2 separate regions of the Homo sapiens genome follow, and region 1 is linked to region 2. Evidence: chromatin contacts called from ENCODE Hi-C or POLR2A ChIA-PET data. All regions are on one chromosome and are shown on one strand. The core of a region is the stretch at or near the end of the contact, and the rest is flanking DNA. Distances in the headings are between cores, read along the strand shown. Region 1 has its middle 46 kb from the start of RBM33-DT. Region 2 holds the start of LINC03010 (long intergenic non-protein coding RNA 3010).

Region 1 (2,990 bases), core at 144-2,643, 220 kb after region 2:
TGCACACATTAAAATGATGGTCACAGGAGGGCAGAGAAGTCAAGAATTTAGGCTTTACATTTTAAAACCACAGTTTTCTGACTCCAAAACATCTGGTTTTGCAACTGAGGAACATGGGAAAATGCCTAGTCTCTCTCCAGGGAATCCCACATCCAGCTATTTTATTTGTTTCAAAGCATTTTCATCAGATTTTAAAGATGGTTTACTGCCTGAAGATGAAAGGAATGCTTGTCGGAGTAATTTTTCATAGTTCTGCTCTTTCATCTAACTAGATCAAGAAACTAAGCAGGTGTTTAGGAAAACGGCTGCATTTTGTACCTGTGGGAGCTTCAAAAAGCAATGGAGATGCAAAACGGTTCTAAAATTATCCAGACACATTTTGCATCTAGAAATATGTGCATATTCATTTACCTTCAAATTCCTAAAATGATGCCTTCTGAAGTTGCCACAGTTTTCCCTTCTGTTTGCAGTGTTGATGCCTCATCTCCAGAAGGTGGGGAACGTTTTGTTTTGGTTTGGTTTTGGTTTTTTTAGACGGAGTCTCGCTCTGTCACCCAGGCTGGAGTGCAGTGGCGCGATCTCGGCTCACTGCAACCTCTGCCTCCCAGGTTCAAGTGATTCTCCCACCTCAGCCTCCCAAGTAGCTGGGACTACAGGCACATGTCACCACGCCCAGCTAATATGTTGTATTTTTAGTAGAGACGGGGTTTCACCGTTTTAGCCAGGATGGTCTCCATCTCCTGACCTCATGATTGGCCTCCCGCCTTGGCCTCCCAAAGTGCTGGGATTACAGGCATGAGCCATCTGCCTGACCTGGAAGGTGAGGAATGTTCTTTTTGCTGCCCAAAGCAGGCAGGATTCCTGAGACTTACTCATCGGCCAAAAATATTCCTCAACTGCAAATCTCTTAAAGGCCACCTGGATCACCTTAGTCCCAAGCCTCACCCAACTGGACACATCACACAAGCATCTACCAACAGGGTGTCTAGCTTTGGAGTTCTTCCGAACCACAGCAGCAAGCTCATGAATGCCTCCTCAGCACTGAGCAGCTGGGGGGTGTCTGTGCTGAACATCCTGTGTCTCCGTGTCCCATCCAAGCTGTCTGGGGTTGGCCCCTATGAGAAGGGCTCCTCACTCATTAAAAACACGTAAACATGGCAATGTGGGGTGGAGAGTGACAGCCCAGGCCTACGTTGAGGTTTGGTTCCCAAAGCTCATTTTGATTTTGTTTTCTTTCCTAATAGCCATTTGATGGACTGAGAGCTCCTAATGAGAACACAAACTTAGACTAAATAAACTACTAAGTTGAGAACTTGGATCTACAAGCAGGCATATCTTTCTAAACTGTGAATCATTAACTGGGTCTCAGACTGGCCTTGCCAAGTGTACTGCATTTTTGAAGTGGCCTAAATGGGCTTGTTCTGCTCCCATAGATCAGTCCTCATGCTTTCCCAGCAGGAAATTGATTGTGAAAGAAAATCTTCTGACTAGAAAGGAAAAGAAAAATGTGCATCTTTCATCAAATACTAAAAGGTATTTGATGATTCATATTTCAGTTTGAAACTGACTTGCAGATGCGTCTCCTTTTACTTTCACCATTTAACCCATGCAAAATTTGCATCTAAGAATAATAAAGATTGATAAGATCTTGCATTTCAAAGTAGGTTTAAGATACTGGTGTTTCTGCACCCCCCAAAATGAATGATGTTATGAACAATGTGTTAACCCAATTATTTTAAGTGAATAAAAGATATTTGAAAGAAATAGGAAGCATATTTTCCCAAACAGAAGAATTCCTTTGTAATGCAATTAATCAAGTGCTACTTTTAAGTTATTCACCTTATGAATTCGAGTTTTGAAAATCTGATTTTTCTAAAGCAGAATATACCTACCCAGCCTGGTTTGAATTTCCTATCCCCTGCCCCTGATTTCCCTTTGAACAGACGAAACAAAGAAAGTCTGCAACCTTCAATGCGATGGCTTCCCGAAGGAGTTCCAGTTACTCAAGCATTCTCTAAAATCCTATACCAACTCTGCTGTTCAAGGACCTTTTATATAACGTCAACAAGATCTCTAGCTTTTCCTTATCATCATCACCACCATCACCATCACCAGCTCCACCACCATCAAAGTTGTTGCAGAGCCAATATGGGAGCATCAAACTGCAAATCTGGATTGTTCCGGAGCATTTGTTCAATTTTGAGTGAATTAACAGGCCATATTTAACAACATATGCTCATATTACATATTCTCCAGAAATATAAAACAGGCTTAAACCCTCAGTCATCATTTCAGCCCCATATTCTAAAACTGGTCCTTTCTCAGGAGCCGTTCACACGCAGTGCCGAGGACGGCCAGCAGATGGCAGCACCAAGGCTCAGAAAGAGCAGAAACCAAGCGGGAGCTCAAGGAGCGTTCAATGCCCACCGTGATATCGTCAGGACACCTAAGAAAGGCAAATGATGTTCTCTCTTCGTTATTTTCTTTCTAAACACATTTGACAACCCACCTTTTATTAACACGTCTGCATCCTCTGAGACAATGCTTTTGCACCACCACGCTCCTGCAGCGCAAGGTCTCAATCAGGGATTAAGAAAGCTAAGATCCTATATAAAGAATATTTATGGCTTAATTGTCTTGAAAGCTTGGCATGGTAATTGAAGAATTCAAAGGTCAAAAAATCTACTTTGTCTTTCTTATTTTTCAGAAAATCAAGAAGCCAACAACGCCAAGATTGATGGAAATACATTTTCCTTGTCTCTTCCGCACGTTATACTAAGTGGTAATGTCAAACTGCCAGGACTTTCTGATGTTTTCTCTCTAAAGGTGAATATGCCTGAGTGTGCCCCGATAGAGATGCTCACTTATAAGTAAAAGGAAAAGCAGAGAAATCGCAAAATAGGTCATCACAAAGGATAGTAAACATTGGAAAAAATGTTTAACCTCAATAGCAATCAAATCCAAAAAAAAAAAAAACCCACCGAGATGTC
Region 2 (2,700 bases), core at 126-2,625:
ACCACCTAAGGTGGGGAGAGGGGCTGCAGACTGCCCAGCCTGGCCCCAGCCTGCTGGAGGTCCCAGTGCAGAGCCTGCTTGGCGAGACAGAAAGCAAACGAAATCACTCAAGGGAAACTTCGCTGGAGACAAAACACATTCAATTTCCTGAGGATTCTGCTTTCTCTCAGGAATTATTTGCTTTTGCCGAGGCACATTAAACAAATTAAACACTAAAAATGGAAGCTCCTTTGCTTCCTGGCTCAGAAAATAGTTTTTTTTTTAAAGGATATAGTACGAACAGTAATACAAATGAAAGAAAACAGTAACACTCTAGCTCTTTAAAATAAACTCATGTGGGCACCTAAAGTCCTTTTTGGCAAATTCTTATCTTGTGGGGCAGTGCAGACAATGGGAGCTTGTGCTAAACGGCTGCTGTCACTCTGCTGACATTCCAGGAAGCTTCCACGCAGCTACTTGGGCATCTTTTCACACCTTCACCTTCCAAACCGCAGTCCCTGGTGATCCTGACTTTTGCAGCCTGGCTCTGGGTCCACACGGGGCTGGAGAAGGGGATTCGGTCTGAATGGGTTCGTGGAGGGTGGGGCAGGGGGCTGAGCTGAGGAACGCGCTGGCGAGGGAGTCAGATACTGTTACTTCGTATTTTAGGAATGTATTTCTCCTGCACACCCCTCCCTCCCCTGCCCACCCCCCTCTCCCAGTATCATTGCTCTTTGAAATGTCATGAACTTGGCGCTTTCAGACCAAACCGCCGGGCTCAGGCCCGAGACAATGGGATTGTCAGAGGGCCAGCGCGGAGCTTTTTCTGCGTGTTCACGGAGCGTTAAGCCTTTATCCCACAGAACGGCTCTGTCTGACCGGGTCAGACAAAAGCCAACTTGCATCTTCCGCTCCGAGGGGATCTGGGCAGAGCCCGGGTACAGCCCTGCGCGGCCCCAGGGAGAGGGGGGAGAGGGCGCGTGTCCCCAGCCCTGCCAAGTGGCGTGGGGAGCGCGAGGCCCTCCTCGGTCAGAGCCACCAACTCTGGTCTCCGTGGACATCCCCCTTCCCCCGCCCGCTCCCGAGGCTCTAGGGCGGCCTCCTGGCCGCTGCCTTCTCGCACCCAGGGTCTTCGGCCTGGGCTCCACACCTCAGGCCCCTCAAGTAATCGGCCTCTTGGTGGCCGGGCACTGCCTTTCCGGCTGCTCTCTGCACCCGTCTGCCCCTCCGGCCTCCCCTGGCGGCTACAGGCGTCCGGGGCCCTCGCTCCCCAGCTCCAGGCGTCCCGGGAGCCAGGCGCGCAGCGGGGCGAGTTCTCGTGTCCGTGTGAGCGCGGGCGTGTGTATGCGTGCGCGTGCACGAGCGTGAGTGTGCGTGAGCGTGAGTTTGAGTGTGCATGCGGGTGTGAATGTGTACATGTACACGAATGTGAGTGTGAGTGTGCATGAGCGTGAGCGTGCGTGTGCGTGCGAGTGTGCACGAGCGTGACTGTGAGTGTGCGTGCGTGGAAGCGCGGCGGGGAGCCTGGCTGAAGGCCTGCTGCCTGCATGGCTGTCAGAGAAAAACAGAAGTGGGAGCCTGCTGCGGGCTCCGAGAGGACTTGATGGGAGCCCTGGCGCGCGCTGGGCACCGCGCGGTGAGTGTCGGGGGTGGGGGCCGCGGGTCTCCAGCAGCCCCTGCCCTGTGCGGACCGCCGCCCCGAGGGTCCCTGCTTGCGGGTCCGGGGCTGGGCGTGCCTGGCTCCCCCTTGCCCCCTGCTCCACCGGCAGGATTCAAGGGACGAGAGCTCTGGGCTGCGGAGAGTTGCCCTGGCTGGCCCCGTCCTGCAGCAAAGGGCGGGCGGCGCGAGTGGAGTGTGCGGGGCAGGCTGGGCGGCAGAGGGAGCCCAGGGGAGCCCATGGCATGGCACCGCCAGTGTGGGCTTATGAGGAGGTGCAGGCCGGGACCTCAGGCTGTGGGCAGGACCGCAGGCAGCGGCTGGCAGGCTCCAGGCAGGCTCTGGAGGACCCGGGATTTAGGTATTTATGCAGTGAGAAGGCAGGGGTTTGGGTGTTCTTTCTCCCCTCTTCCTCCTTGGAATTCAATTTCTTCGAAGGGCAGGGGGCAGGCCGGGAGGGAGGGACAGAGAAAGAGGCCGCGAGCCACAAATGCCGCCCCCCATCTGTTCAGTAGGGCTCACTTCCTGAGGCAGGGGTCCCTAGCACAGGGTCTGGGGAAGGCAAGGTGGGGGGTATAGGCTACCCAGATAAGGAGGGACTTGCTAGGTAGTGGCCCTGGGTCTTGAGGGGCTGGTTCCATCCCGATTGGTCCCCTGGTGCCTGGAGGGCTGTGGAGGGTCCCAGGCCTAGAGTTGGGGGCTGAGTGGGAGGACGGGCCTCACAACCTGGGATTTCTTTCCAGCTTCTGGGTCTGGATCTGGGCCTCCAGTCCCCAGCTGTGAAGCAGGAAGGGAGGGAGGGAGCCTTTCTGAGACCCTCCAGCCTCTACCCTGCAGGAAGAGGTGGATGTAACCTTGAGCATAACCTTGAGCAAGTCTTCCCAGCTTTTTAGGCCTCCACTTCCTCACCTGTAAAAGGAGCTGATGGGGGTAGACCATGTCGAATGTTACTTCTGGCTGAAACATTTTTTGTTGTGTTTTGTTTTAATTTGTGCAGAGTTGGACCTACTCTCTCATGGTGCAAATTTATTTCATTTCAGTTTCCGAGGCCAGGCATAGAATCC

Evidence for each region. A loop is a pair of places that touch in the nucleus more often than their neighbours do. ChIA-PET counts read pairs that join two places held with the same protein, here RNA polymerase II (POLR2A). Pooled maps may share reads with other maps.
Region 1: a map of mammary epithelial cell shows a loop between it and region 2 (12-fold over the local background). The contact joins the enhancer-like site here to the promoter of LINC03010 in region 2. A Hi-C loop is called at or near these places in 3 of 168 maps with a recorded cell type or tissue (MCF 10A, PC-9 and mammary epithelial cell), 1 of 37 single-sample maps with no recorded cell type and 7 of 50 pooled maps. POLR2A ChIA-PET finds 5 or more read pairs at or near these places in 1 of 52 experiments (GM10248).

Annotation. Positions count from the first base shown.
Region 1 is chr7:155,596,563-155,599,552 of GRCh38, forward strand. No RefSeq gene overlaps it. Among named protein-coding and RNA genes, the nearest start is that of RBM33-DT, 46 kb to the right of the region's middle. RefSeq lists a silencer at 2,253-2,547. Within about 2 kb of position 1,394, at least 2 of the 41 ENCODE cell types and tissues checked have a DNase peak (open chromatin) inside an H3K27ac peak, as active enhancers do.
Region 2 is chr7:155,380,701-155,383,400 of GRCh38, forward strand. LINC03010 (long intergenic non-protein coding RNA 3010) reads left to right here and starts at 1,376. Exons shown (of 3, transcript NR_147174.1): 1 at 1,376-1,615. RefSeq lists enhancers at 622-1,433, 1,434-2,245.